Linked DNA regions of Homo sapiens: regions 1, 2, 3 and 5 are each linked to region 4. A link is a loop called in an ENCODE intact Hi-C map of the cell type or tissue named here. Cell type or tissue: mammary epithelial cell. All regions are shown on one strand. Each heading gives the region's core, and the rest is flanking DNA. Links, peaks and the distances in the headings are about the cores only. Region 1 has its middle 28 kb from the start of RECK. Region 2 holds the start of OR2S2 (olfactory receptor family 2 subfamily S member 2). Region 3 holds the start of CCIN (calicin). Region 4 overlaps RECK (reversion inducing cysteine rich protein with kazal motifs). Region 5 has its middle 13 kb from the start of RECK.

What was found. Hi-C counts contacts between places; a loop is a spot of excess contacts. Peaks named below come from ENCODE experiments on the same cell type or tissue, not always from the same donor. Only the 100,000 strongest peaks of a DNase experiment are listed, where the experiment ranks them.
Region 1: it touches region 4 in a loop (5-fold over the local background); 7 of 110 quality-filtered maps call a loop at or near these places.
Region 2: it touches region 4 in a loop (3-fold over the local background); 7 of 110 quality-filtered maps call a loop at or near these places.
Region 3: a loop joins it to region 4, with 25 times the contacts of the local background. A loop is called at or near these places in 99 of 110 quality-filtered maps.
Region 5: it touches region 4 in a loop (2.7-fold over the local background); 9 of 110 quality-filtered maps call a loop at or near these places.

The regions. Positions count from the first base shown.
Region 1 is chr9:36,006,163-36,012,491 of GRCh38, forward strand. No RefSeq gene overlaps it. Among named protein-coding and RNA genes, the nearest start is that of RECK, 28 kb to the right of the region's middle. In mammary epithelial cell, for the core only: a CTCF peak has its summit at 2,802 (motif pointing right); no DNase peak of the experiment used is centred there; H3K27me3 peaks cover 255 bases.
Region 2 is chr9:35,952,386-35,958,714 of GRCh38, forward strand. It overlaps OR2S2 (olfactory receptor family 2 subfamily S member 2), which reads right to left and starts at 5,769. Exons shown (of 1, transcript NM_019897.2): 1 at 4,723-5,769. The coding sequence starts at 5,713. The coding sequence ends at 4,754. RefSeq lists an enhancer at 1-77. In mammary epithelial cell, for the core only: a CTCF peak has its summit at 2,750 (motif pointing right); a DNase peak (open chromatin) is centred at 2,726.
Region 3 is chr9:36,163,821-36,170,149 of GRCh38, forward strand. GLIPR2 (GLI pathogenesis related 2) reads left to right here. Exons shown (of 5, transcript NM_022343.4): 5 at 1-86. CCIN (calicin) reads left to right here and starts at 5,568. Exons shown (of 1, transcript NM_005893.3): 1 at 5,568-6,329. The coding sequence starts at 5,683. RefSeq lists enhancers at 2,474-2,583, 2,674-3,174 and a silencer at 2,774-2,983. In mammary epithelial cell, for the core only: a CTCF peak has its summit at 2,878 (motif pointing left); a DNase peak (open chromatin) is centred at 2,931; H3K4me3 peaks cover 567 bases.
Region 4 is chr9:36,100,124-36,105,123 of GRCh38, forward strand. RECK (reversion inducing cysteine rich protein with kazal motifs) reads left to right here. Exons shown (of 21, transcript NM_021111.3): 11 at 208-420; 12 at 1,971-2,107. Among named protein-coding and RNA genes, the nearest start is that of GLIPR2, 34 kb to the right of the region's middle. RefSeq lists an enhancer at 2,176-2,676. In mammary epithelial cell, for the core only: a CTCF peak has its summit at 3,075 (motif pointing right); DNase peaks (open chromatin) are centred at 2,458 and 3,068; H3K27ac peaks cover 348 bases.
Region 5 is chr9:36,020,433-36,026,761 of GRCh38, forward strand. It overlaps the pseudogene OR2AM1P. Among named protein-coding and RNA genes, the nearest start is that of RECK, 13 kb to the right of the region's middle. In mammary epithelial cell, for the core only: a CTCF peak has its summit at 3,187 (motif pointing left); a DNase peak (open chromatin) is centred at 5,489; H3K27ac peaks cover 125 bases.

The sequences.
Region 1 (6,329 bases), core at 543-5,542, 93 kb before region 4:
CATTTAACCAAAAGAATACACTCACTTGCTGGCTTTAGTGAAACAAACTTCCAGATTGGAGAGACAAATGTGGCAAGGAACAGAGAGAGGTCTCTGGCCAACTTACTCAGGACCTCAGCCCAACAACTCTCAAGGCACTGAATCTTGCCAACTACCTAAGTGAGCTTGGAAGTAAACCTTTCCCCAGTTGAACCTTCAGATGAGATCCCACCCCTAGTCAAAACCTTAGTTATAGCCTTGTGAAAGACCCTGAAGCAAAGGATCCAGTTAATCTATAATCAGATCTTGACCCACAGAAATTGTGAGACAACATGTGTGTTGTTTTAAGCCACTTAGTTTTGAAGAAGTTTGTTATACAACAATAAATAACTAATATGTAGAGGACGGTTATGAAGTATGAGGAAGAAGCCAAGGAAAGAAAGAGGTAAAATATCTAGAAAACAATGGTTCAGTGAAAGGGAGCCCTCTACTTCCTCAAAAGTCTTTCCTATTGCCAGAGGACATTAGTGTTCAACAAGTATTTTCTCATCCTGGGTCAAAGTCTGCTTATCTCCCTGCACTTATAGCCTGGGTGTTAGCTTAGCCTTTGGCTACATGGGACATAATCACTTCCTCTTTTGAGTATCAGCCCTTCAGAGACAGAAGGACAATAAATCACTGTAGATAAGTGCAGCTACACTGAAGATACGGCTCTGAACTGGGCACATTACTCCTTCTACTACCTGCTGTGAACACTGTGTGTCTGTCAATGTGTCAGAGATCCCTTTGGCTTACCTGGCAAAGAATCATCTCCTCCAGGAAATTTCCCATGGCAATTTCTGCCCATAGAACTCTCTCTCCTCTAAACTTTAAAAGCTTCCTTCCCTGGGATGTCCAGTTTTGTTCTGAACTCTGGAAATTAACTTGTGTCATTTATTTTCTCTGGGTGTGTCCATGTGCATAGCTCTATTCACATATCCATATGCATAATGTGTGTGTGCACTTATAAGTGGTTTTGTAACTCTTTTTCTCTTCAGCCTCAAGGATCTGGTGGTATCCATTTACGAGATGAAATGCTAATAGGCTTCCTGGTGAATCGTGAACTTGAATCTTGATGTTTGAATCCCCCTTAGTTTGTCTAATTCATGTTCCAGAACTCATCTGCATTCATTATTTTCATTCTGGATGGAAACTCAGTGGTAACATTATTTGTCAATAGTTCTTTCAACTATGTCCCTCATTTTTCCATAGTAGAGTTAGCCTTTATGATCATAGTGGCAAAGAGCAGGAATCAAAATGATGACTAGTGAGCTCGGTTTCCTGAACTTACTCTGTATCTCATTCTTGAACTGAAAACACTTTGTTGTCATGGTTAGCTTCTTCCTCACTTCCTTTTTTCATTCTGTGACTACTCACAGGTCTCTAGAATCATACCCCTTGGGTCCACAGTAAATTCTAATGTCTTAGATGATCCCTGCAGAATATTGGAGCTTTGAGAAACATCCTTATGTTCTCTCTCTCCACTTAGGAGCCACAGTGATGGGAATCATTGTTCTCTGCAAGCTTCCTGAGTTGGTAAAAAGCTTGTTCCAATTAGGACAGATATGTCAGATATTGACATATTAGCTGGAGTTCTGCTTATCTTTTATACAAAGAAGTTTTACATCTTTACTTTTGTATTTGGCCTCAGAAATCTTAGAACACTCTACCAACTCTGAAACATTTCCTTCAGGGCATCAGGTTCATTGACTTCCCTCCTGAATTCAATCTTTGCCATCTGCCTGGTGTACACTAGGGAGCATGAAGAGTCTTCCAAGTTCTGCCACATCACCGCTAAAGGACATCCCAATGGCCAAACATGCTTTGGGAAATATTCTTTACCCTTGTGTACTTGTAGACTGTCTGTCATGAAAGAGGAAGTGATTATGTCCCATGTAGCCAAAGGCTAATCAATTCCCAAAGCTAAAAAGTCAGACAGAAATTACCATGTATTTCTATAAAGTTACACCGAATGTGCTTGCCTGTCCTGCCTCCCTTTTACCTCCTCCACCTCTTCCTCCTTTGCCACCCTCAGACAGCAAGACCAACCCCTCCTCCTTCTCCTTCTCCTCCTCAGCCTATTCAATGTGAAGACAAGGAGGATGAAGACCTTTATGATGACCCATTCCACTTAACGAACAGTAAACATGTTTTGTCTTTCTTGTGATTTGTGTGTGTGTGTGTGTGTGTGTGAGAGAGAGAGAGAGAGAGAGAGAGAGAGAGAGAGAGAGACAGGGTCTAGCTCTGTCATCCAGGCTGGAGTGCAGTGGCACCAACTTGTTTCACTGCAACCTCTGCCTCCCAGGCTCAAGCCATCCTCCCTCCTCAGCCTCTGGAGTAGCTGGGACACAGGCACATGCCACCACACCCGGATAATTTTTGTATTTTTGGTAGAGACAGGGTCTCACTTTGTTGTCCAGGCTAGTCTCCAACTCCTGAACTCAGGCGATCCACCCACCTCGGCTTCCTAGAGTTCTGGATTACAGGCATGAGCCACTGCACCCAGCATGATTTTCTTAATATTTTCTTTTCTCTAGCTTACTTTATTATGAGAATACAGTATAATAATACATTTAACATACAAAATATGTGTTTATCTACTGTTTATGTTATCGATTAGGCATTCAGTCTAACAATAGGCTATTAGTAGTTGTTTTGGGGATTTTCAACTGCAATGGGGATCGGCGCCCTAATCCCCGCGCTGTTCGAGGGTCAACTGTATTTTTTTCATGTGCCTCTTTCTCGCCACTAGAGGGTGCACTCCCAGAAGGCAGGGACCCTGGGTTACTCTGCACATTTCTGCCTTTTGCCGCTAGAGGATGCACTCCCAGAGGGCATGGACCCTGGGTTACTCTACACATTTCTGCCTTTTATGGAGCATACGCTCAATAATTGTTTGCTGAATAAAGGAATGTCCCCATTCTCTAGACTCATCCCTGTCCTGGGTCACATTCTGTCCATGACTCGTAAGAGGTCTGGGAGCACGTGCACAGATGACAGGAAGCTGAAAGGACAGTGACTTGGGTGCCCAGTGAGGATTGAGGCAGAACACAGCAGGTTGCTTCAAGGTGTTTAATCCAATGAGATGAACATTTAGAGGGAGAGTAAAGGTCTTTCAGTCAGATGCCCCAAGCCACTGCGTAAGCACAGACTGGGGGTGACGGGGCTCGGCTGCAGCACAGGAGAAAGCACCTGGGCTTTGAATGAATCCTGGAATCACTAACCCACAGATTGTTGGACCCTGTTAATGAGATTATGATGTTCAGAAAGAAAGAAAGGGGACAAGGAAAGAAGGAAGGGAAAGAGGAAGGGAGAGAAGAAGGGGGAGAAGAAGCAGACAGCTGACTTCCTCCAGTGCTGCCAACATAATTTGTTCTTGGGGATGTTATCCCAGAAGGATAGAAAGTTTCTAAACTGAGTACAACTCACTTTCCAAACCTTAAATGACTTCAGGGTCTACAATGGTCCCAAAGAATAAACTGCAATTTAAATTATCTTCTAAGGGTGATGGCCAGTCCTTTGGAGATTGTGCCCCAAGCACATGAGGCAGGAGAAGCAGAAAGGACCCTTCACCTGTCACATGTCCTGAGCCCTCACCCTGGCGTTCAGACCCAGTGTCACTGTTTCTGACATGTAGCCTCTTTCCAAACCTTGGAAAATCGATCATTCTTGCTCATGATGTTTTTTTATAAAAGTAAGGGCAAGTTTTGGTGAAAGGAATTCCACAATTTTCATTAGCATTGGCTATATTTATTTTTTAAATAAATTGATACATAATAGATATACATAATAGATACATAATATCTATTATTGATACATAATAGATATACATGGTTTTAAGGTACATGTGATAATTTAATACATTCATATAATCTGCAAGGATCAAGTCAGTGTAGTTGGGATATCCATGACTTTAAACATTTGTCTTTATGCTAGAAATATTTGAATTATTCTCTTCTAGCCATCTTGAAAGGTATAGTAGCTTATTGTAAACTATAGTCACCCTCCTGACCTATTGAACACTAGGTCTTATTCCTTCGATCAAACCATATATTTTCACCCATTAATCAACAGCATGGTTACATTTCTATCATCAGACTTGATTGTAATGGAATGGGGGCTTGAGGAGGGCAGATGTGAAGCTGTTTCATTGGTATGATATTATTCTCACAAAATCAAATAGACCTCCTCAACCTGCAAGAATGTCTGAGATCATCTGGCCTCACCCTGCCATCATGCTGAGGAAATGGGGGCTTGCCAGGGACCATACAGCTGGTAGTCCTTCTCACGATTGGTTGTCCTTTCTTGATAAAAACTGTTGGGCTCTTTCTCACTTCATAGTTAGATACAAAGTCTGGCAATAATAATAAGCATGTTTCTGAATCTGATAATGATGACATAGAGGGAATATTTTCTTCATATGATCTGCAGGTTCTTGAGAGTTGGCTGGCCAGCCTACAGTGAGAAACCCAGCTGGGGACTGATACACTGCCCAACACACACATCCCAGCAGCAGCGTGTCTCGGGCACCTCAGCCATCCTCAAGCTTGGGGACCATTCTTAGTGTCAGCCTTTGTAGCGAGCTCCTGGTTGATACATTTGCCTCTAAGAGATATATCTACTTTTTTAAGACCTTAAGAGAAAAAGGGAGATTTATTCTTATTTATCTTCGTGCTGAAACCATACTATTTCTAGATATTTAGGCAGTTGTGTGTAAGAGAGATTAACTGCCTTTAGGGGCTCCAGAAGACAAGGCCAGGTAGAAGTTGCAAGGAGACAGATTTCAGCTCAATATCACAGGGTAACTACTTCAAAATGAAGTGAGCCTTACCAGGAGATAAAGAACCTCACATCACTCAGATAGTCAAATCTAGGTTCTAGGACTATCAGGAATGTGGTAAGGGGCTTTCTGCATTAGAAAGGGGGCAATTACTAAATAGACCCTAAGACCTGTTGTCCTTAGCATTCAAGTAATTGTTATGGTTGATGATGATGATGATGATGAAAGCATTTGTTTGCATGACTATTTCCCCACTAGATTTTGAGCTCTTTGTTCCCAGCACCTAGAATTATGCCTGGCCCAGAGTAGACGCTCAACAAATATCTGTTAACCTGACCTGAATTATTATGGCACTGACTTGGTCACAGCTATAATGTGCTAACCACCAACATAGGAGTATCTCGGAGCTCGTGAGGCAGGAAGCATCGCTGCAACAACAGAGGAGGGGGTTGGATTACTGAGAGCTCTTGGAAAGATAGATATCTGGGAAGTTTGTAAGTATTTTAGATACAGTTCTAATAAAACTGTAGTGCTCAGTTGCCTACAAGTTTTTTACTGGTCCAGAACAAATCATAGTTTGAGAAGCACTTCGAAGTCTGAGGAGTGTTGAGGAAACAATGATTCATCAGTACTTGTTAAAGCACGGCAAAGCAGACTTTATTCAGGACTATCTCAACATGTATAGGGACCACTGCCATGGGATTTTGCAGTGAGGGAGAGAAATTGGGCTCAACTCCAAATACAGCAGGCACAAGTGGGAATTTTTAGCCAAGGAGGGGGCTGGAGGTAGGTAGATAGAAAATTACTAAGAAGAAGCATCGGGGGTAACGGGGATTCTGGCTAAATGGACCTAACAGAATTCTTGCTGAAGAGAGGACAGGGTAATCAGACATCACCTGGGGATGGTGGAGGATGAGGAACCTCATCAAACATTGAAGATGACCAGATATTGAGGAGGGGGGTTCTTGCTGAACTGACTTAGCAGGGCTTTTTGCTGAAACTGAATTTTATAAGCAAGGACACAGATGTACCTAGAAGAAGGTTCAGATGCCTGGCCAAAGTTTGGAAAATCTGAGAATCTTTGTCAAGAGAGATTTAACCTTTCCATTAAATAAAAAAGTAACAGAGCAGGACCCAGGGTTCTGTGAACAGTCTCAGGAACAAGTTAATGCCTTTGCCGCAGGCAATGGAGAATGAAGAGAAGACGGGAGGTTCAGTTGGAACTGTCATTCAACTTGGCCATGGGGCACAGGGGCCTACTTGCTGCCACAGATGTACAAAAGGATCAACCAAATGTTGAGACCTTGGCACCGGATGTGTCGGGGTGCCCGGGGCTTGCTGTCTAGGCAGGTGCCACTAGAGCTGTCCTCTTGGCTGCTACATGCCCCAGGAGACGCTTTATTTTCTGTTGTTGCTTTTTTTCTGTTAGTTTTGATTTGTTTTCTTGTCTCCTTGTGTGCCTTATTCTTTTTTAGTGTGTGCCAGATGTTGTGTTTGCAAAATTATTTGTGGAAATGATTTAGAGACTAGG
Region 2 (6,329 bases), core at 626-5,625, 150 kb before region 4:
CAGTTGAATTACTTGGAATAGTATAACTTTGCACCTGTTTATTTTCTTTTGTCTAAATACTATGGCATAACCCATACACCCCTTCTCTCAACAACACAGTTTAATCTGATTAGGGACAGACAGAGAATTGATAATGATCCATGAAATCCCTATAGGATTGTGTTCTAGATACCTTCTATGATAAACCACTTGAAATCTCTATTTCAAAATCTTGCTGCATAGTCCCTATAAAAATTCTTCCATATCTTTCCCCCTGAAAGAAATATGCGGGTTCTTATTGCTAGAAAGGGGACAAGTTATGCGACTGTGATCTTTTCTTATGACATCACTGTGGAGAAAAAGGCAGATTTTGCCTCAAGCTAGAAGATGAGAAAAGGCCCTGTTTAGCTGGTAGGGAGGACGGTGATGACTGCTGCTGAAGACTCAAGAGTCCAAGACAACCGGTTTCTCTCTATCTCTCTCCTTCTCTCTCCCTCTCCCTCTCTTCCTCTTTCCTTGTCTCTTCTTCTCTTCTTCTTTCCTTGTCTCTCCCTCTCCTCCTCTTTCCTTGTCTCTCCCTCTCTCTTTCCTCATCTTTCCCTCTCTCTTTCCTCCTTTTTCTTCCCCCAAATCTCCTCCCCTTTCTCCTTCTCACCCTCTCTTCCTCTTTTTTCTCTTCCCCTCTCTCTCCTCCCCTCTTTCCCCCTTCCGTTTTCCCCCTTTCCCCTCTAGAACCTGGATTTTTGCATATTAATTTTTTATGCAGCTTCGTTATTGAATTCTCCTACTGTTTTTCAAAATTGCCTTTTGATTGATTTTACTGTTTTATCCAGGTATAAAATTATGAGTGTATCAGCTAACAATAATAATAAAATTATTCTTTACCTTTCTTCTAGTTTCACCTTTTATTTATTTATCTCTACTCTCTAATTCAATGGTTGGTATATCCAGAAAAGGGTTAAAGTGTAACAGATTTGATTTGATGCACCATTACGCATGACACATACTTTTCACTAGAGATATAAATTTAATTTTATTAAAGAACACATCCATTCCTATTTTATTAGAAGGAATTTAAAACTAAGAAATTCATGTTCAACTTTTTCAATAGTTTTGAGGATCTATTTAACCTATAAACGTAGAGAATTATACCAAGACATATCCTTAAATTATTCTAGCTTTATTTTTTAAAAATAAGTCCATTAGGCTATGGTTTAGTATTCTTTCTATGTGCTGCTGAATTCTATTTTATATGTATGCGTGCATCTACATACATACACACGTAGGTAAATAGATGAGATAGGAAAGGAAAAGGTGGTGTTTTCATTTCCTGTACTTCCTTGTTATGTTTTTAATGGTATGGCATCAATGTTATGCTGGCTTGGTTAAAGCAATTTGGAAGATATCTTTCTCACTTTATTCTCTGAAATTGTTTAAACAGTATTAAAAACCTTTTGTTCCTTGAATGTTTATTACCACTCATCTGTGGAAACAGATGGCCTGGAACATCTTAAGGTGGTAACTGACAAGTTGTCAACTTCTCCTTAGGTAATTGGTATTTTAAGTTGTCTATCTTTTTAATGGTTAACTGGGTAATCTGTTTTTTCTTAGAATATAAATTTCCCCCCCAAATTTTCACATTTATTTCTGGGAGTGGAACAAAATATCCTTACAAAATGTCTACTTTTCTTGGCACCAGTGGTTTGGATCAGATTAGTGTTTGGTGGTGTCTGTGGACTGGGGACCCTGGGGATGGGGATGAAGGGTGGGCTGAGCAGATGGAGCCCAACTCCCTCCCCTGGCCCCCACATCTATTCTGCCCCCCACCTCCATTTCAGCCAAAGCAGATATACTTTATATTTGGAGTTTTAACTTAAAGATTTCGTAGGGCATTTGGTCACTAGAGTAAAAGCCTAAAGCACCCACTAACCCAGAACTGTGATTTTTAAAATAATACATTTGTCTGTATGATTAAGTATAATAATATAATAGTTTTGCCTCCCCTTGACACCCAAAAGAGAGTGGGAGTGAAAGGTGCCACTGTTCCTAGAGGAAGCAATGTAATTTCTGACTCAACAGTTACACTATAATAATGTAATTTATAATATAAATGGATATGACTGCCATTCCTCAAGGAAGAGAAAGTGAGTGGAGGACAGCCTCACAAGAAGGCAGGCTTGTTCAAGTATCTCTCTCTGCCAGACAGATCTCCACTGCCCTGGGGAAACAGAGTTAGCTTAGCACCATCATTATTATTCCCAAGGTATTTTCAGAAATATCACACTGGAATTAGATGATACTGTGGACACAATTTAGTACCTGTCAGTTGGGTAAACTGGGTGATTTTGGCACAGGTGGAAGTATGCGGGCTATTTATGCTGGAGGGAAAAAGACCCAGGAACCAGGAGAACAATCTTTATATATCGGAAGAAAGAAGAGATAAGGTGTATTTCATGTAAAGGCACGAAGCTGAATTAGGACTGGAAGATGCTATCGGAGACAGATGTTAATGGAGACACGTATATGTTAGCACAATTCAAGGAAGAATTTGCTAGTAGGGCTGAATGAAACAGCTAGAACCTGGAAGTGTTAATTCTCTATCACTGGAGGTATCCAAGCAGATGCTGGATGAGTGGGGTCAGGGATATTGGAGAGAAACTCCATGAACTATGCAGTTAGCGGTGAAGAAAGAGACCTGTGCAGCTGCCTCTAAAAACACGACATGGCTCTGTAAATGTCTGAAGTTGGCTTGCATGGCCACTAGATGTCACTCTTGTGTATCTGCAGTAGCAAGATCGTTTCTCTTCTAGGGCAAGTAGAAATCAGAACCTTAGACTAACACAATATAGTGAAATTTTATTAGCAACATATACATCCTTATCTTATGCAATTCAATGTTTTTTTAATAGAGATAAGGTCTCACTATGTTGCGCGGGCTGGTCTTGAACTCCTGAGCTCGAGTGATCCAATTCATTCTTGACAAATATAAGAAAACTTAAATATATCACTTGAAGCAAAAATATTCCAAGAACTATTCTTAAAAACAGATTCACTTTCTAAAGTTTCCTTTTAAATAAGTCTTTTGATATTCTCAGACTTTGATATAACTTGCCATAAAACTGCTGCTTTTCATCCACAGCAATTTCTGAACCTCTTGTATGTCTTCTGTGTCTATGAATAGATAGGCAAAAGAGGTTAAGGAATCTGCCCAAACCCTTAGGTAAAAAAACATTGGCCTGGCGCAGTGGCTCAGGCCTGTAATCCCAGCATTTTGGGAGGCTGAGGTGGGCGGATCACCTTGGCCTGGTCAGGAGTTCACCTTGGACTTGGTCAGGTGTTCAAGACCAGCCTGGCCAACATGGTGAAACCCATCTCTACAAAAATACAAAAATTAGCTGGGCATGATGCCAGGTGCCTGTAATCCCAGCTGCTCTGGAGGCTGAGGTGGGAGAATCGCTTGAACCTGGGAGGCGGAGGTTGCAGTGAGCCGAGGTCTTACTATTGCACTCCAGCCTGGATGACAGAGCAAGACTCTGTCTCAAAAAAAAAAAAAAAAAAAAAAAGCTTCCCAATTTTTATTGTGCTGAACTTTGGAGGCTCAGGAAATGCTACAACTTTATACCCTATTGAACATTCACAGTGGACCTTTGCATAATAAAGGCTCTGAGAAGTCTTGGAACAAAGAAACCTATGAAAATTTAGCCCCATAGGCTAGGACACTGTGGCTCACGCTTGTAATCCCAGCACTTTGGGAGGCTGAGTCGGGCGGATCACTTGAGGCCAGCAGTTTGAGACCAGCCTGGCCAAAATGGTGAAACCCTGTCTTTACTAAAAATACAAGAATTAGCCGGGCATGGTGGTGTATGCCTGTAGTCCCAGCTACTCAGGAGGCTGAGGGATGAGGCTTGCTTAAACCTGGGAGGCAGAGGTTGCAGTGAGCCGAGACTGCACCACTGTACTCTCGTCTGGGTGACACAGCGAGACTCTGTCTCAAAAAAAAAAAAAAAAAAGAAATTAGACCCAAAGTCTTCAAACATGTGTAGCCACCATCTGTCTACTTCTATCTATATCTATCTACCATCATCTTTTTTCTAGAACATGATTTGGCATCTATCAGAATACAAGCTTTGCTGTTGTGAAATTCTGTAAGAACGTCAAATTTGAACTCATTACTCCTTGAATTTTATTTAATTTACTAGGTGGTGTTCAATGATCTGCAGTGCATCAGGAAAAAATAGCCTAAATTTTCTCATAGCTAAAAAGATATTCAGTCATCAAAATAGATTATTCACAACTAAAAGCTCCCTAAGTGAAGAACTTACCTTTTCTTAGCCATTCAGGCAAACTGAGTGTAATAAACTGAAGCCTCAGTAAAAGTTTCCACTCCCTCCTTATTTCTCTGATTTCCCTGGTGAATCCAGTAGGGCTGGTAAGTTGCTGTGAGAACATTCTCACGTCCCTGTTCTAACTCTAGAGCTGAGACACTCTAAGGGCCATGCGTCATGCTTTCATGGCTGCTGTCTCGTGTGGTTTTACCGTATGTTCAGAATGCCTTCATCACAGTTGATTATTTATTGAGTCTGGTGTCTGTTGAAGCTGTCAGACATAGGACTAAAACTCAGGAGATATCGTCTGAAAAGTTTAATATCTCCTGCAAATGGACTTAGAGTGAGAAACCATTATAGGTCACATGACTTGGCTTTTGAATGGCAGCTGATGTGATTGTGATTCCTTACTTCCATGTGGGTGACAATCACAGAGGACCCTTCCACCATCACTGAGTGAAGCCTTTTGGTCTCAGCAGTCTCCTCACAGCAGCCTTCACATCCTTGTTCCTCAGGCTATAGATGATGGGGTTGAGCATCGGGGTCACCACCCCATAGAAAAGGGGGATGAGTTTGTCTGAAAGATCCTCTTTGTCTGCTCCCATGGAGTCCTTAGACTTAGGCTTCCCATACATGAAGAATAAGGTCCCGTAGAAGACGATCACCACGGTGAGGTGGGCAGAGCAGGTGGAGAAGACCTTTTTCCTCCCCTCAGCTGAGGGGATCCTCAGGATGGTGGTGATGATGAAGACATAGGAGAAAGAGATGAACAGAACCGGGACTCCTAGGAAGATCACATTCGTCACCTCCATGCTGATCACATTGATGGAAATGTCAGCACAGGCCAACTTTAGAACAGCCAGAATCTCACAGGTGAAGTGGTTGATGACATTGTCTCCACAGAAGGGCAGCTGAATTGCCAAGGATGTGTGTACCACGGAAGCAGCACCACCAATAGCCCAGGAGCTGGCAGCCATGGGCATGTAGGCAGCCTTGCTCATGATCACGGAGTACCTAAGGGGGTTGCAGATGGCCACATAGCGATCAAATGCCATCATGCTCAGGAGCAAGCACTCTGTTCCTGCCATGGCAAAGGAGAGTGCCATCTGCACAGCACAGGCTGAGAAGGAGATGGTTTCCTGGGGAGTCAAAAAGCTGTCCAGGACCAGTGGGACTGAGGAGGTAGTGAAGCAGATGTCCAGGAAGGAGAGGTTCCCTAGGAAGAAGTACATGGGCGTGTGCAGGCGGGAGTCAAGGATGGTCACCAGGATGAGGACCCCATTGCCCAGCAGGATCACGAGGTACATCAGCAGGATGAGCACGAAGAATGTCTTTTCCAGCTCTGGGTGGGCAGAGAGCCTCAGGAGAACGAACCCCATCACAGGGGAGGTCTCATTGGCTTTTTCCATGTGATATCCCCTCTGCCATCAGCAAAGTACTGAGCAGCGCATCAGGCTTTTTGGGAAGAGTCCTAGGCATCTAATATGTGGTCAAGTTCCCATTGCATAATAGAAGAACATATCTGTGCAAGAGAAAAATGACGGAAAGAGACAGTAGGGGGTGTCTTAGAAGACAGAAGGTCAGAGCTGGACAGGTAGTGGGTGAGGGCCTCAAATGTCCGGTTGTGCATGAGGGATTTTTCTGAAGTTGCTGCACCCTCTCAGTGTCCACAAAGGTGATAGAGGCCTGGGGAGGAGAAGTGACCTGTCCAAATCTTCTGAGCAAGTTGGTGACAGAGACAAGACTTGAACCCAGCAGAGCATATCCCTGGCCCAAGGAGGGCTTTTCCTCTTCATTGTGATTAAGTGCTAGGAAATGCTATGAATTATTTCTCTTTAATGCAAATCCACAGCAATTTCATTTGATCTGGGCTTTCTTAGATTCTCAGAGAGGAAAATTCCCAAGAAGATGCAATTCTTGGACCTAGCAAGTGATTAAGTTTCTTTAAACTTTGATTACACGTGGGGAGGAAATTGCGCAAAATTGTTCAACCATATTCACACAGAAACAAGCCTAGTTAATATT
Region 3 (6,329 bases), core at 549-5,548, 64 kb after region 4:
TTGCACTGTCACCAGTCTCAAGCTATGCCTCTAATTTCACCAGGGATATTGACTAAGAAGACAATAAAATCTTTTTCTTTGTGTAATAACCTCCTCCAATGTGATTCATACTTCATTCTCCATGGCTGAGACAATCCGTGACTCTGAATCCCTCTCTCGATTAACCCCAGAATACCTGCAACCCATTCCCCGTGGACTGTGTTGCTTAAGTGGCCAAGTTTTAAGCCATCTGACCCACCAGCACAGAGCTGATTGGACTAGAGTGGACACTGGATCCAACGGCAGCCAATCACCAGGCTGGCCATGGACTGGGAATTTCAGCTAAGAATTATGGAGAGAATTTACCAGTGGAACTGAAAAAAATAAGGATGCCATAAATTGGAATTAGGGCCATGGCAAACCAAAGCTACTTGCAAGCCAAGTTATGAATAGGAAATACACAGAAGCGAAGAAGCCAGTTATTGGAGGTACAAAAGAGGAGGAGATGCTGAGAATATTCTTGAATGTTCCTGAGTTTTCTAGCTCCAGCCCAAATCTGTATATCTTTAAAATATGCCCCTCATTTTCCTCAGGGCTTCCAAACAAACTGATATACCAGCCGATAGTCCCCAAAGATTAGAATCATACCATCTCTTCCTAACGGGAGACACCATGAACAGAAAATGTGGCGCCTGGTAGGAAGCTGACGGTGGGTGAAAAGACCCTGCTGAGATCCTTTTCTGGCCCCACCTGGCAAGCTGCCAGCCAATGAACTTCTTGGTGGCTCCTCGGGTCACCCCCCCCACCCCCATACACACACACACACACACACACACAACCAGGTGGTGGAAGCCAGCATGCAGCCAGCCTCTATGGGCTGGAGTTTGTTTCCACAGTTGGCTGGATTGAGGAAAAAGCTGGACCGGGGAGCTTTCCTGGGCTAAAGAAATGCCAGACAGCAAAGCTGGCTGAGCAGGTGGGCACTAATCTCACTTTTAAGGATTTCTTGAAGATGGCAAGCCTCACAATCCAAAAAGAACAAGGACAAACCAAACCGCGGCTCTCCTTTGTAGCCAGAGGGCAGAGGAAGAAGACAGCTCTCTGGTGCAAGCCTCTTCCTCTCCCTGGGCTTCAATTTATCCACCTGTACGAGGTCTGTCACATGGAGTTAGGTCTATCAGTTCTCTCAGGTCCCCATGACACCTCCAGACCCAACTTAATGCTGGAAGTGTCTGATGAGAGAGCTCATTCCTGCCTTGGTGCTCTGGGAGCTGAAACAAAAACAAACAGGCATGGCCACCTCCTCCACTGAAATGCTCCCAAGGCTGAAGCTTGCAGGTGGGAGGGCAGGGGAGAGGACAAAGGAGGTGTGAAGCAGCAGGGCCTGACCCACCCACCCCCTGCTCCCGGGTGAAGATGTCCCAGGAGGCGAGATCTGCCAGCCTGCATGTCCATGGGAGCCAGAAGGTGTCTGGCATCAGCACCAAGAGGCCTCATCATTCACCCAAGTTGCTGCTGCTGCTTTGCAGAAGGTAAGGGCTGAAGAGGCATTAAGGGCTTAATTATTCTCCCAGGGAGACTGGTCTCCGGAGGAGGAGGCTGAAATTGAAGTCTACTTCCAATGGGGAAAACAGAAGTTCTTCACTTTGTGCACGTATCATATCCCAAGAGACCGAGTCTCTCTATCGCATTCGGGCGGGAAGGTGGACAAATTCAGTTTAAAAGGGTATTTTTGGCCAGGTGCGGTGGCTAACGCCTGTAATCCCATACATTAGGAGGCCAAGGTGGGTGGATCACGAGGTCAGGAGTTCAAGACCAGCCTGGCCAAGACGGTGAAACCCCGTCTCTACTAAAAATACAAAAGTTAGCCGGGCGTGGCTGCGCGCGCCTGTAATCCCAGCTACTTGGGAGGCTGAGGCAAGAAATTACTTGAACCCGGGAGGCGGAGGTTGCAGTGAGCCGAGATCGGGCCACTGCACTCCAGCCTGGGGGACAGAGTGAGACTCCATCTCAGAAAAAAAAAAAAAAAAAAGGGAAGGGGCGTATTTTCAAATAATTTTCAAGTTACCAAATCTAAAAATAAGGAAAAGACTAGTCTGGAATGAACGGACGAGGGAGGGAGACAATGAGAATGAGAATATGACTAAGCCAGGGAGGGAAAGAGCTGGAACGGCTCAGATTCCCGAGGCTGATACTGAAATTTCCCGGGAGGGGCACTGAGGACGGCCCGAGGGTCTAGAGTGGGGCTTGGGCCCAGATTGGAGGAGATCAGAGAGGTAAGTCCTTTCTGTACCTTCTCGCGAATGCCTGGGCGAGATGCAAGTCCAGGCCCTTCTCTGGGGTCTCTTCCCAAAGGCTGGTCCGGGTGGGGCTACTGGGCTCTTTTGCCTCCCCCTCCCTCCCGCCCGCGGCGCTCCAGCTGGCGCTTATCCCCTTCTTGCACGAACAGCAGTTCCACAGACGCCCCACAGGACTCCGGGAGCCCCACGCCAGCCAGGAATCTGTCCGAGTCTGCGGGCACCCTCCTCTCTCCCCGCAAAGGACTCGCAGGGGTCAGGAAACCCCCCCAGCTGTTACTGGGAGTCGGAGACAGTCTTCTGGCCTCTGGAGGGCGCGCCTCCGTTGGGGGCTCAGCGTCCCCATCTGTAAAGTGGGGACAGGTGTGTGTCTGGGGAAATCTAAGGAGTCCTGCAAGGCTGAGAGCCCCCGATCCTGCCGTTTGAATTCCAGGGTCGCGGCGGACGGCACGGCGCTGCCGCCTTTGCACGGTGGCGCGTGGAGGCAAAGCGAAAAAGGGGACGCCCCGCGCCTCTTTTCCATCCTGGAGAGGGGTTGGGGTGGTGCCCGGCGCAGAGGCGGTGCGCTCGGGGGCGGGGACGACCCTCCAGCGCCACCGCGTGGCTGGACTGGGTTCGGGCGGCGGGCCCAGAAGAGACGCGAGGTAGCCACAGCCTCCTCAGCTACCGCGAAACCAGAACCACGATGACCACAAGTTTTTATGAAGGGAGCAGCCACGAACGCCGGCGCTGGGCGAACTGGTGTAATATGAGTAAGAAAACGGCAGCTAGCATTGATTGAGCTTTATGACAAGCCCACTACTCTCCAGTCCTTTTCTCATTTAAACTCTAATAATAGGCCGGGCACGGTGGTTCACGCCTATAATCCCAACCCTTTGAGAGGCCGAGGCGGGCGGATCACCTGAGGTCAGGGGTTCGAGACCAGCTTGGCCAACATGGTGAAACCTCGTCTCTACTAAAAATACAAAACTTTGCCGGGCATGTTGACAGGCGCCTGTAATCCCAGCTACTGGGGGTGGGGGGTGAGGGGGGTTGGGGGGTTGGGTAATAAAAGACAGGGGAATTGCAACAGAGAAAGAGTAATTCACACAGAGCCAGCCGTGCGGGAGACTGGAGGGTTTTGTTTTTGTTTTTTGGGGTTTTTTTTTTTGAGACGGAGTCTCACTCTGTCGCCCAGGCTGGAGTGCAATGGTGCGATCTGGGCACGCTGCAACCTCCGCCTCCCGGGTTCGAGCGATTCTGCTGCCTCAGTCTCCCCAGTAGCTGGGATTACAGGCATTACAGGCATGCACCACCACTCCCAACTAATTTTTGTATTTTTAGTAGAGACAGGGTTTTGCCATGTTGGCCAGGCTGGTCTCGAAACCATGACCTCAGGTGATCCGCCCACCTTGGCATCCCAAAGTGCTAGGATTACAAGCATGAGGCACCGCGCCCGGCCTGGAGTTTTATTATTACTCAAATCAGTCTCCCGGAGCATTGGGGGAGCAGAGTTTTTAAAGATAACTTGGTGGGTAGGGGGAAGCCAGTGAGCCAGGAGTGCTGCTGATTGGTCAGAGATGAAATCATGGGAGTTGGAGCTGTCTTCTTGGGCTGAGTCAGTTCTTGGGTCTGGGGGCCACAAGATCAGATGAGCCAGTTTATTGATCTGAGTGGTGCCAGCTGATCCATCAAGTGCAGGTTCTGCAAAATATCTCAAGCACCGGCCGGGCACGGGGGCTCACGCCTGTAATCCCAGCACTTTGGAAGGCTGAGGCAGGTGGATCACCTGAGGTCGGGAGTTTGAGACCAGCCTGACCAACATAGAGAAACCCCATCTCTACTAAAAATACAGAATTAGCCGGGTGTGGTGGTGCATGCCTGTAATCCCAGCTACTCAGGAGGCTGAGGCAGGAGAAACGCTTGAACCCGGGAGTTGGAGGTTGTGGTGAGCCGAGAACGCACCATTGCACTCCGGCCTGGGCAAGAAGAGCGAAACTGTCTAAAAAAAAAAAAAAAGAGAAATCTCAAGCACTGGTCTTAGGAGCAGTTTAGGGAGGGTTAGAATCTTGTAGCCTCCAGCTACATGACTCCTAAACCATAATTTCTAATCTTGTGGCTAATGTTAGTCCTACAAAGGCAATCTAGTCCCCAGGCAAGAAGGAGGTCTGCTTTGGGAAAGGGCTGTCTTTGTTTAAACCGTAAACTATACATATAGGTTTCTCCCAAAGTTAGTTCAGCCTTTGCCAAGGAATGAGCAAGGACAGCTTGGAGGTTAGAAGCAAGATGGAGTCAGTTAAGTTGATCTCTTTCACTGTCTCAGTCATAATTTTGCAAAGGCTGTTTCAAGCTGAGATCGCACCACTGCACTCCAACCTGGGTGACAGAGCGAGACTCTGTCTCAAAAAAATAAAAATAAAAATAAAAATAAACTCATAATAATCTTTGAAGTGGGTACTACTATCAAATATTAGTTCCATCTCACAGAGGAGGAAACTGAGGTTTAGAAAGTCTGATCAACTCGCCCAAGTCCACCTTTGATGGAGAAAGCTGACCCACTGAAGCCCCCAACATTTTCCAACTGGACACTTGGAAATGTTGGGGGAACATTCTAGTTTGCCAAGGAGCTGAAATCATCCGGTCTTTAAAGACCCTCCCATGCCCCCGTTTGTGGTTAACTCCTTCATCCCTGCTCCAGGGAGTGGCCTCCACCTCTCCATTTTGAAGGAGAATGATGTCTGTGGCCACCAAGGTCAGAAGCCAAAGGACAGAGCTTTTCTCTGATGCCCAGGAGCCTTGGCAGGAAGAGTGCTTGGAGAGTTGAGAGTCAGAGACTGGGGAAAGCTGGGTAGTCAGGAGCTTCCAGAAGGGTAGGAAGAATGCGAGGTTCCCCAGGTTCTGGGCCCTGCTCGGCTTCCAACTGGCTATGTGATTTTGGGCAAGTGCCTTCTCTTCTCTGGGCCTCAGTTTCCCTCAAAATGGGAGGATTCTTCTAGGTCTAATAATCTCTTCCCTTTCCCCACCTCCCCTTATCTCTCCTACACAAACTGCTCCCCACTGCCCCACCCAGACTGGCTCTGATATTCCAGAAGCCTTTAACTACGGTTTGAAAGTCCCAGGTGGAAGTTGCCGCCCATCCCTGAGGTTCCTCCTGAGCTCTGGGCCCAGGGCTTTAGGTCCTGCTAGGGTATGTGGCCTTGGCAGGTTGGAGAGATCAGAGGGGAGGAAGGCCCAGTGCCTCTGAGACAGGCCTCAGGGAGGCCTGCATTGTGATGACCTGATCCACTCTATGACATCATCCTCTCTTCCACCCTCTCTTCTCCCTGGTCAACCGCTCTGCAAACAACCATCAATCTGATCCCACAGGCCTGAGAAAGTCTGCTCTCCAGTACCTGCTGCTGATCTGTTTCAGCCGACAAGAGGCACCATGAAATTGGAATTCACGGAGAAAAACTACAATAGCTTCGTGCTGCAGAACCTGAACAGACAGAGGAAACGCAAAGAGTACTGGGACATGGCCCTGAGTGTGGACAACCACGTCTTCTTTGCACATCGCAATGTGCTGGCTGCTGTCTCCCCACTGGTGAGGAGCCTCATCTCCAGCAATGACATGAAGACCGCTGATGAGCTTTTCATCACCATTGACACCAGTTACCTGAGCCCGGTCACAGTGGACCAGCTTCTGGACTACTTCTATAGCGGCAAGGTGGTGATCTCCGAGCAAAATGTGGAGGAGCTGCTTCGTGGGGCTCAGTATTTCAACACACCACGCCTTCGAGTTCACTGTAACGACTTCCTTATTAAGTCCATCTGCCGTGCCAACTGCTTGCGCTACCTCTTCTTGGCTGAGCTGTTTGAGCTCAAAGAGGTATCAGACGTAGCTTACTCTGGCATTCGGGACAACTTCCACTACTGGGCCAGTCCTGAGGGCTCCATGCACTTCATGCGCTGTCCACCTGTTATCTTTGGCCGCCTGCTCCGTGATGAAAACCTTCACGTGCTCAATGAAGACCAGGCGCTCAGCGCACTCATCAATTGGGTGTACTTCCGGAAGGAGGATCGGGAGAAGTATTT
Region 4 (5,000 bases), core at 1-5,000:
GTTAAAAAGAAAACATGCAATCAGAGTTTAATGCTAGTGTCTACACTGAATCTTCATACAATCGAAGCTGATATCCTTTCATGGGTTGTATGTGCTTTCTTAAGAAAACCAGATTTTTCTGATGCATTAGTATGTCAGGATTTTACTTGTTGCTTCTCTCTAGAAAATAATTGCCTCTTGATTCTTTCTGGCCTTTTTTCTCTTTAGGCCAACAGAACTTTTCAGGAGTTGTAATGCACAGTCAGATCAAGGAGCCATGAATGACATGAAGTTGTGGGAGAAAGGAAGCATAAAGATGCCATTTATCAATATACCTGTTCTTGATATTAAAAAGTGCCAGCCAGAGATGTGGAAAGCAATAGCTTGTTCACTGCAGATTAAACCTTGTCATAGTAAATCTCGGGGAAGTATTATTTGCAAGTAAGTTTCTTTCATCCTAACGATTCTCCAGCTTTAGTTCAGACCCTCCGTGATCTCTAGCCAGAGCCTCTCCATAGAATTTTCTCTCTTACCACTTCCTTTGCCTATCACCCCCGTATGTCAAATGCTTTCCCACTTTTTCCTCCTCTAGTTGAAATACTGCTCCCCTCATCACCACCTACTGGCTGTCCTTGTCTCCTCTGAAATACCAGACATTCCTGTAGTCTTCCCAGATTTCTCCAGCTGAAAGTAATTTATCCTTACTACAGATTCCTATAGACCTTTATTTGTACTTCTCTTATGGAACTTAGTTCATGAAACATTTATTAAATACCTCTGATGCACAATTCTATTTTTATATGTTAATTTATGGACTTGTCTTATATTCTGTTAGACTTTGCTCTTCTTCTTCTTTTTTTGTTTTGTTTTGTGTTTTTTTTTTGAGATGGAGTCTCACTCTGTCGCCAGGCTGGAGTGCAGTGGCATGACCTCAGCTCACTGCAACCTCCACCTCCCAGGTTCAAGCAATTCTCCTGCCTCAGCCTCCCGAGTAGCTGGGACTACACGCCCAGCTAATGTTTGTATTCTTAGTAGAGATGGGGTTTTACCATGTTGGCCAGGATGGCCTCAATCTCTTGACCTGGTGATCCACCCGCCTCGGCCTCCCTAAGTGCTGGGATTACAGGCCTGAGCCACTGCGCCCAGCCGACTTTGCTCTTCTTAAGGAGCTTATTTTGCTTAGGAAATCAAGGATCAAGTAAAGATAGGAGCTGCTATAGTGGGTGAAACCAAAAGCATTTAACACATAGTAATCTGCCCATTGTTCTTCACATATCTTTTTTTCCAAAAGTTTTCCAAAACCAAGTTAATATCCAGCCCCTAAGCTGTTGGTATGTGGCTCAGTGCTGCTGGATACCTTAATAATTTCAACCTTAAACAGAGTCCAGTCTATTCTCTGACATGGCTTCGGGATAACCTGATGGGGAAATACTGAGGTATAACAATTAGGTGACAAGCAAGAGGCAACAAGAGGGGAATATGTAGACTCTTAGCACAGAAAACTTGTAGGAGTCAAATCCCTATTGAAGACCAAGAACATTTTAAAGTAGTGGACTTTCTAGTTGTTATAGGCCAGATGCTAATGTTGATAACTAAAAAGAGACTTAGATAAGGAAGGGAAGGCAAAAGAGGCAAGCAAGCAAACAAGCCAGCATAAGGTCCTAGAAGTGAGGATATATGATTTTTGCAGAGAGTAAATCAGACTAGCTTCATTTAATTTCCTTTCAAAGATACTGAAAAGCCACATTGCTGGTAGTAACAGTACGAAGAAGTGTACAATTTGAGTAAGGGCTTTGGTCTCAGACAACAGAAAGTTAGGGGTGCTTTCAATTTATTATTCAACCTGAGCTCTCCTGTGACTCTTGTTCTCTTTTGAAACATGTTAAGTTATGAAAGCTTACTTTCTGGAAAGCTTCAGAAACAAGTGATGTTGACTGGACAACATGAGGAGGTTCCTCAAGCTCTAAACTTACGTGCATTTTTTTTTCAAGATCAGATTGTGTGGAGATTCTTAAAAAATGTGGAGACCAGAACAAATTCCCTGAAGACCACACAGCTGAAAGTATTTGTGAGCTTCTGTCACCTACAGATGATCTGAAGAATTGTATACCTTTGGATACATACCTCAGTAAGTACTTTTTTGTATGTGTGTTTTTAGATTTCAAATACTTCTCTCTTCCAACTATTTGTTTTACTATTTGTTTTGGATGAGCATTTATCTGTTGAGAACATGGGATTCAATGATACCATCTCAATCACAGACTCTTGTTTGCTTGGCCTTTTTGGCCCAGGAAAGAATTGTTGTTTTAAAATATGTAAGCAGAAGTGATTCTATCAGTCTGAGGAGGTACCAACTGTGGTCAGTCAGGAATTCTAAGCAGTGACTCAGGGGGCCAGCATTCTCAGATAACCAGCTCCATATCATTGCTGTCTTCTTACCATAATAATGACTAGAAAGTGGAATTTACCCCCAGAGACTATCAGCCTTTTGTCATCAGAGTGTCAGTGGATGAGAGCCAGGAATTGGCTTGGACTTACTCACCCAACAGGGTATAAAAAAATGATAGTCTAGGCCAGGCGTGGTGACTCAAGCCTGTAATCCCAGCACTCTGAGAAGCTGAGGCAGGCGGATCACGAGGTCAGGGGATCGAGACCATCCTGGCTGACATGGTGAGACCCCGTCTCTACTAAAAATACAAAAAAATCAGCCAGGCGTGGTGGCGGGCGCCTGTAGTCCCAGCTACTCCGGAGGCCGAGGCAGGAGAATGGCGTGAACCTGGGAGGCAGAGCTTGCAGTGAGCCAAGATTACACCAATGTACTCCAGGCTGGGCAACAGAGCAAGACTCTGTCTAAAAAAAAAAAAAAAAATTATAGTCTAGCTTAATATGTAAAAATGGAACTTATCTCACTGCTTCAGTTTTTCTCTGCCAAATACTCCCGCCAAAAGCTAGAAGAGCGTGTTGCTATCTCATTGAGGGATCCTGGAGCTGGAGCTCAGCTTCTTGGCAGTGAGACCCATACATGGTGGAAACCAGGGGATGACAAGTAGAACTCCTACACACCCAGTAGTTAAGGGAAGTGTTCAGGCTGCCACCAGGGGGCATCTGTGCCATGATCTGGCTACAAAGGTAGACAGTGAAGTCAGCCTTTGTTTTCCTGTGTTAGGTAGGATTAACAAAAAACAGAACAAATAGAAGTAAAGAAAGCCCAGAAACAAATAGTCTAGGGCTTCATCATCAGGAATCCAGGCTCCTTTTATCTTTCCCCACCATCCTTAGCATTTAGCTTCAGTCATCAAGATTACTTAATGTACTTTGTCATCACAACATGGCTATTGGAGTTCTAACCACCATAATCTAGTTCCAGAAGGTAAAAAGGAAGGGACAGAGCAAACAACTTCTCCCTAGTCACACTGTCCATCCCTAGTTGTAAGGAAAACTGAGAAAGGTTATTTTTTAAGCTCTGGGCCCATTGCGGCCCTAAGTAAAATTGGAGATCTTTTAGTAATCAGGGAGAGAAAAGTATGTGCTGGATTTGTAGCTGGTAGATTTGTAGCTGGTAGATTTGTAGCTGGTAGTATTCGCCATATTTTCTCAAGGCCAACAAACTGTGTCCCTTAACCTTTGTGACCAATATAGCAAAAAAGAGAGCATTAGACTGGAATTTAGACCTTTGTGTCTTTGAGCAGATCACTTCTTTGAGCCTCGGCTTCCCTATTTATGAAATAATTAGGCAAAATGAGATGAACTCCAAGGGCCCTTATACCTCTGTTAGTCTTAGAGTATGAGTCTGGCCTAAAATCAAGTAAGCAACACTTATTGTATTTATAATTCTAGATTCTATTACAGCAGGCAAATATTTGTGTAGAAGGAAACTATATCAATGGGAGGAAAATTAAATATCTCTTTAAATATCACACATGGTTTCTATCAAGTGAGACTCTTCCTTGGCCATGATTTCCGAAGTTAAATATAATCATGGTTTGGAGTCCATACATATTACCATAATAAATTCTCATTTATGATAAAACACGCTAAATTATCCTTCTTAGACATCTTATTTGACCACCCTATCCAAAATATACCTGTCATTTTTTATCCCCTGACACTACTTATTACTTACAATTTTCTGACTTAATTATTTATTTATAGATACACATATACATACATAGCATGTGTGTGTGTGTGTGTATATATATATATATATATATATATATATATATATTTTTTTTTTTTTTTTTTTTTTTTTTTTTTTTTTTTTGAGATGGAATCTTACTCTGTTGCCCAGGCTGGAGTGCAGTAGTGCAATCTCGGCTCATTGCAGCCTCTGCTTCCCAGGTTCAGGCCATTCTCCTGCCTCAGCCTCCCGAGTAGCTGGCACATGCCACCACGCCCAGCTAAATTTGAGGGGGGGCTTTTTTTTTTGAGAAAGAGTTGCACTCTGTCTCCCAAGCTGGAGTGCAGTGATGTGATCTCGGCCCACTGCAACATCTGCCTCCCGGGTTCAAGCAATTCTCCTGCCTCAGCCTCCTGAGTAGCTAGGATTACAGGCACCTGCCACCATGCCCAGCTAATTTTTATATTTTAGTAGAAACAGGGTTTCACCATGTTGGCCAGGCTGGTCTCAAACTCCTGGCCTCCGGTGATCCGCCCGCCTCAGCCTCCCAAAGTGCTGGGATTACAGGCGTAAGCCACTGTGCCCAGCTCATACATAGTGTATTTATTGTCTGTTTCTCTACTAGATGTAAACTCTATGTTAGAGACTTGTCTATTTTGTTCATCACTGTATCTCCAGCACCTAGAACCTTGCCTGGAATATTGTAGATCCCAATAAATTTAAAAAAAGAATGAATGTATGTTTATGTGAAATTCATCATTTCACAAATGAAAGAATCTCGGTGTTTTAATAGCTTGGTAGAATCAGGCCTTACTTTACACTCATGAGCTCTTCATTTATTCCAGCCATAATTAATTCAGATAATTTACAGTTTTCTCTTACTCTTTTAGGTTGGTTAAACTAA
Region 5 (6,329 bases), core at 710-5,709, 79 kb before region 4:
TAACCTTTTGTTGGACAGAGAATTCTGGAGGTGTCTGGTCCCTATCAGGATCTGACCTCTGAAGCATCAAAGGAAGCATATGACCAGATAAGTGAGCATGGTGTGTGCTTAACAAGCATCTAGGTAAATAAATGTGCATAAGGCATGGGAGCACAGAATGGGAAAAGAAAGGGAGTGGAGGTTCACAGCCCATTCTGAGGCTGTATTTCAAGATGAAAGGTAACACATAAGCAGTCTGTCTCAAAGTTATATCTTGAGACTGGGGGTGGGAGGAGGAAGAAAGGGGAAAGGAAAAAGAGTTATAAAATGCATTTTGAGGCTTAGCTGCTAAGCTGCTTGATTATAGCTGGGACTACTGGTGCATGCCCCCAAACCCAGCTATTTTCTAAAAAAAAAAATTTTGTAGAGATGGGGTCTCATTGTGTTGCCCAAGCTGGTTTTGAACTCCTGAGCTCAAGCAATCCGCCTGCCTCAGCCTCCCAAAGTGCTGGGATTACAAAGGGGAGTCACCGCATCTGGCCTCCTAGTACAAAATTTATATTCAATTGATAATAGCTCCTACCACTGCTTCTACAGCTGCTGTTGCTGTTATAGCCCTTGCACTGATTTTTTAGCATGTCTGTCTTCTCCTAAATATTGAGCTCTTTAAAGTAGAAACTTTGATTTTCATCTCTGAGTACCCAGCACTGAGAATCAGGCCTGGCACAGAAGGTGTGCTCAGTAGCCATCTCTTGACTTGAGCCAAACGGCCACGGCACAGACACTGTGTGCTTGCACAGGTACAGGACAGTCTCACAGCTCCTTGCTGGAAGTGCTCCTGTAGCAACCTGGGAAGGGGTCAGATCACAAAGCAGAGCTCGGAGGAGATGGATTTCTACAGAGTTTGTATGGTTTTCAAGCACAGGGTAAAATAAAGCCAACTGCAAAACCTCTGGATTGTCAACAAGCTTATGATGACCCAGGATAAATCACATGTGAGCACCTAGAAATCCGAAAGAGAGATTTTTAGTTCCCTGAAAAAAGCAAGGGAAATCTCAGGACCAGCCTCAGAAGCAAGTCAGTGTCTTTCGTGAGAGCTGATGGGGAATGAGGAGGAGGGAAGTTCAGAGATAACTGAACTTCAACTTGGCCAAAACGTGCAGGAGGCCCCTTGCTATCCAGTCATAGAGGCTCACTGGTGAAGTGAAATTTACTTAAAGGTCAGTAAAAGTTTAAAGTCTTGGCACTGGAGTTACAGGGTACCTGGGACTGACTCCTGGCTGATATCACCAGAGCAGAGGAGTTCTTGGCCCATCTGCCCTAAGGGAAGGGAAGAGACTAAATGTCATCAGTCACCTGCCCTTCTATGGGGACATCATCAACCACTTGACCTGTGAGGTCCTGGCTGTCCTGAAGTTGGCCTGTGCTGACATCTCTATCAACATGATCAGGCAAAAGGCCTTCTCCACCTGCTCTGCCCACCTCACAGTTGTGGTCATCTTCTACAGGACCATCCTCTTCACGCATGGGAAGCCCAAGTCGAAGGACCCACTGGGGGCAGACAAGCAGGATTTTGCAGACAAACTCATCTCCCTCTCCTATGGAGTGGTCACCCCCATGCTGAACACCATCATCTACAGCCTGAGGAAAAAGGGTGTGAAGGCTGCTGTGAAGAACCTGGTATTTCAGAAACCCCTAACTGAATGACAGACTGTCAGAATCCCAGGTGGCCAGAACATATGATCTCTAAGCACCTCACTGTGCTCATGGGGAAATGATAACTCAGAGGAAAGAAGGGACTTTCCCAAGGTCCAGGCCATGAACCATGGGACTAGGACGAACAAGTAAACTGAGTGTCCCCTGTTGTGTCACAAGTAATGGAAGCTTCTATCAAAGGACCTAGAGGGAAAGTGCCCCCACATTTCTACTTTTAATTTCCCATTGCCCCATTTCCTTACCTATCTATTTTTAATTTTTTGGCCTTGAATACATTTTTGGGTTACCACAAATCCTTTCTGACATGAGAGTAGGCATAATTGCAACCAAAGAAACAAAGCAACAAAAAAGCAAACAAAAAACCCAAATGAACTAATGACAAGACATGGCAGTGGGGGTTGGGGTGGGGGCTGGCCGTCGGAGCCCCTCCGTGGACCTTAGCTGTTTCTCTCCCCTGCTAGAAGCTAGTTTTAGACTGCATGGCTTTGAGGTCCTTTCAAAGTTGACCTTCCAAGGCAGTGATTCTAGCCACAGGACCTTGAGTATTGTGGTGTATTAGGCCATTCTTGTACTGCTATAAAGAAATACCTGAGACTGGGTAATTTATAAAGAAAAGAAGTTTAACTGGCTCATGGTTCTGCAGACTATACAAACATGGCTCCAGCATCTGCTTAACTTCTGGGGAGGCCTCAGGGATCTTTTACTCATGGCAGAAGGTGAAGTGGGAGCAGGCACTTCACATGGCCAAAGCAGGAGTGAGTGAAAGAGAGAGAAAGATAAAGAGAGAGAAAGAGAGAGAGAGCAGGCAGGAGGTGCCACACTTTACAACAACTGAATCTTGGGAGAACTCACTATCACAAAGACAGCACCAAGCCATGAGGAATCTGCCCGTGATCCAAACACCTCCCACCAGGCCCCAGCTCCAGCACTGGGGATTACAATTCAATATGAGTTTTGGGTGAGGAAAGTATCCAAACTATATCATGTGGAAATACCACTGGCCATCCGAATTGAATTATTATAACAGCAGCTTCTAGCACTTCCAGAGAAAACAAGATAGCTGTTCAAAGAGCATCTGAGGGGAGGGAGTGGAGAGGCAGCCGCTCAGGTCAGCATAGACCACAGAGTGCTTTCAGCCCAGGCCAGGCAGCCTGACACCTGCCTTCCAAGTCCAGCCCTAACACTATTTCCCGCTGCTGAGCACTTGGCTAAGTCTCCTTCCTTCTCTGGGCCTTGATTTCTTTGTCTGTAAAATGAGAGCGTATAGCCCGTCCCTGTCACTAGCCAATACAACTGGGGACTGCCAGAGAGGGGGAACTCATGGCTCGCACCCCACCACCCGCCACTCTTTGATTAGGGGTCTCCTCTGGGGTCGCCCCTCCATTCATTCCCTCCACAGTTCGTGAGCAATTGTTCCTAACTTCCAGTGCCACTTACAGAATTGGGTGGCTGGTTGCAGCTCTAGCTACCTGTGCCTGCTGCAAACCTGCCACCTGGTGGACATTGCTGAAGCTGACAATTGAAATTTCTGCAAGCTCCTGAGATAGGTGCTTCTCAAACTTGAATGTTTTCATGAGTTATCTGAGAATGTGGATAAGGATTCGGTGAGTCTGAGGTAGGGTCTGACATTCTACATCTCTAACAGATTTCCAGGTAATGTCTATGCTGCTGAACTCTGCAGGCCACGCTTTGAGGAGCAAAGCCCTAGAAGATGTGGGACCAGGGCAGGAGGGCTGAAGGAAGAGGCAGGGTAGGAAGACGTCCTCGCGCAAGTCTCCTACTGTGAGCCAAGCCCTTGGGCATCAGCAAGCCTGTGAGGTGTTCATCAGCCCGGCAAATTCCCTCATAGCAAAAGCCTAAAATGTCAATGCTTTTAAGTCTCTGGGTTGCAGATTTCACTTAATTTTTGGCCTTTGAGTATCCCTTAGTTTCTGGAAAGCTCATCAGTACCTTTTAAAAAAATGTTTTTACATTTTATTCAGCATGCTCAGTTGTGTTTCACACTCAGCAAGACGAGAATACTCAGAGAATCTAATTGTTCATGCTGCCAGAAGAGATACCCTTGACCAGTGTGGTTTTATATTCCCAAAATCAAGTTGCCCATTTGCTCCCCCTATTCAATCAATAGTTTCATTAATTCATGGAGATGAACAAAGACTCCCTAGAATGAAACGTTTGTTTTTCTCTTAGAGTGTCAAATTAGACAATAATCTTAAAAATTAGGCTTTCTGGCCAGGCATGGTGGCTCACACCTGTAATCCCAGCATTTTGGGAGGCCAAGGCAGGAGGATCACCTGAGGCCAAGAGTTTCAGACCAGCCTGGGAAACATGGTGAGACCCCATCTCTACAAAAAAATTTAAAACTAGCTGGGTGTGACAGCACACACCTGTGGTCCCAGCTACTTGGAAGGCTGGGGCAGGACCACTTGAGCCCAGGAGTTCAAAGCTGCACAGAGTGAGCCTTGATTGCACCACTGCACTCCAGCCTGGGCAACAGAGTGAGACCTCATCTCAAAAAAATTAGGCTTTCTGAGAGAAAAGAGAGTTTTTAAAAATCCAGAATTTCTCTTTTATAGATTAAGAGCAAAATTGGGGGTTATCAGCAGTTTGGGTTTACCTTTATCTTTACTAAAAGGTATAGGCAAGAGAATTCACGATATAATAATTAAGGTTTCCAATGTCCTTAGGGAGAAATGGAGTGCTTTCTTAGCTAGAAGCTTGGTCAGATTGAAGAGGATAATCAGAAAAGATAGAACTAGTGTAAGATTCTATTGATTGGATAGGGAGGAATTTAACACCTTCTCCATCCTGGGCTGGTGCCCAAGCTAGAGGTTGTGGGTGATGTTGAGAAAATAAAACCTCTGATAGAAAGTCCATATTTGTTAAGGGCGAATCCATGAATATTTATGGTTCTTTACTTCTCCAGAATGACCAACATCTTATGGATGCTACAAGCCCAGAAGGACTGGGCCTGCAACAGACCACCAATTCCAAGACACTCTCAGCCCCGATGGCACATGAAAGGGGTCCAGAATTCCTGTCCCCATTAGAAGGATACAGGGGTGGTTGGACATATTATCTGATCATGTTGTCAGCAGGATCACCATGGTGAGTGATGAAGTGACCCCATTACTAAATCTTTCCATTTAATGGGTCAAGGCCATTGAATGGAAAGATTTAGAACAAATGGGAATATTAGCCACATCTTCAGGGGTCCATTGTATCAGCAGTGTCAAAGCAGGCCCAAGCCAGTTGGGCGTTGATGTTTCTGGAGCAACTGGATAGTCATACGGGGGAAGAAATGAACCTTGACCTTTACTTCACACCATTCACAAAACTTCATTTGAAATCAATCATAGACATAAATGCTTAAGCTAGAACTACGGAAAGTCTAGAAGAAAACACAGGAGAAAATCTTTGTGACCTCAGAATAGGCAAAAGTTTCTTAAGATGCAAAAAAGCATGAACCCTAAAGGAAATAAGTGCCAAATTGGACTTCACCAAAGTTTAAAACTTATGCTCTTCGGACAATACCATTAAGAAAATGAATGGGTAAGCAACAGATTGACAGACAATAGTTGCAATGCATATATCTGATAAAGGACTTGTATCCATAATATGTAAAGAACTCTCACAATGCAATAAGAAGGCAGTCCCCGAAAATGTGGGAAAGATTTGAACAGATGCTTCACAAAGGAGTTTCACAAAAGATTTATAGATGTCCAAGAAGCACATGAAAATTGTTCAACGTCATTAGTCACTATGGAAAATCAAATTAAAACCACAATGAGATTTCACCCTACACTCATTGGAATGTCTAAAATTTTAAAGACTGACAATACCAAGTGTTATGGAAGACATGTAGCAACTAGAACTCACATACATTGCTGATGAGAATGTAATATGGTACAATCCTTTGGAAAACAGCTACTGGTTTCTTATAAAGTTAAACATACACTTCCTTGTGACAATAGTTCAAGTCTTGAGTTTTGTATTTTCTTAGATTCTGCATTTGTCTATTTGACATCCGTTAATTTCAGGGCCAAACTAACAACCAAAGTTGTTTACATCTCCTCTGAGATCCAGAGCCTATACTCTGAACCACCTCCTTATCTAACTCACATACCAACCAATATTTCCCTGCCCTAAACCACCCAGGGCCATGTATCGGACAACCAGAGACCACCCTCATAGCCCAGAGCCCACATATTTTTCAATCCTATGCTGTCTACCCACCCCTGCCCTGCCTTTCCCAAGGAAACTGTAATAGAGTCTCTGGCCTAGGCTCTCCCCTCACTCTTGCTTCTGCCTCCTGAAAAAACCTTGGTGCTTCCCCACATGACCCCAGCATGGAATGGTGTGACCTCTCCTCTTGGGAAATGTAAATAATAAAAATCTTCTTTCAAAGGCATTGGCCTCTATGTATTTTCACTCGGTCATCTACATAAATTAAGATGACTCGAATACATCTTGAGACATGAGTGTTTACATAAAAGAAATAAAAATATACATCCATACAAAGACATGTACACAAATGCTCATAGAATCTTTATTCATAATAGCCCCACATTGAAAATAACCCAAATATTCATCAATAAGTCAAAAGATAAACAAATTGAGGTACATCCATACAA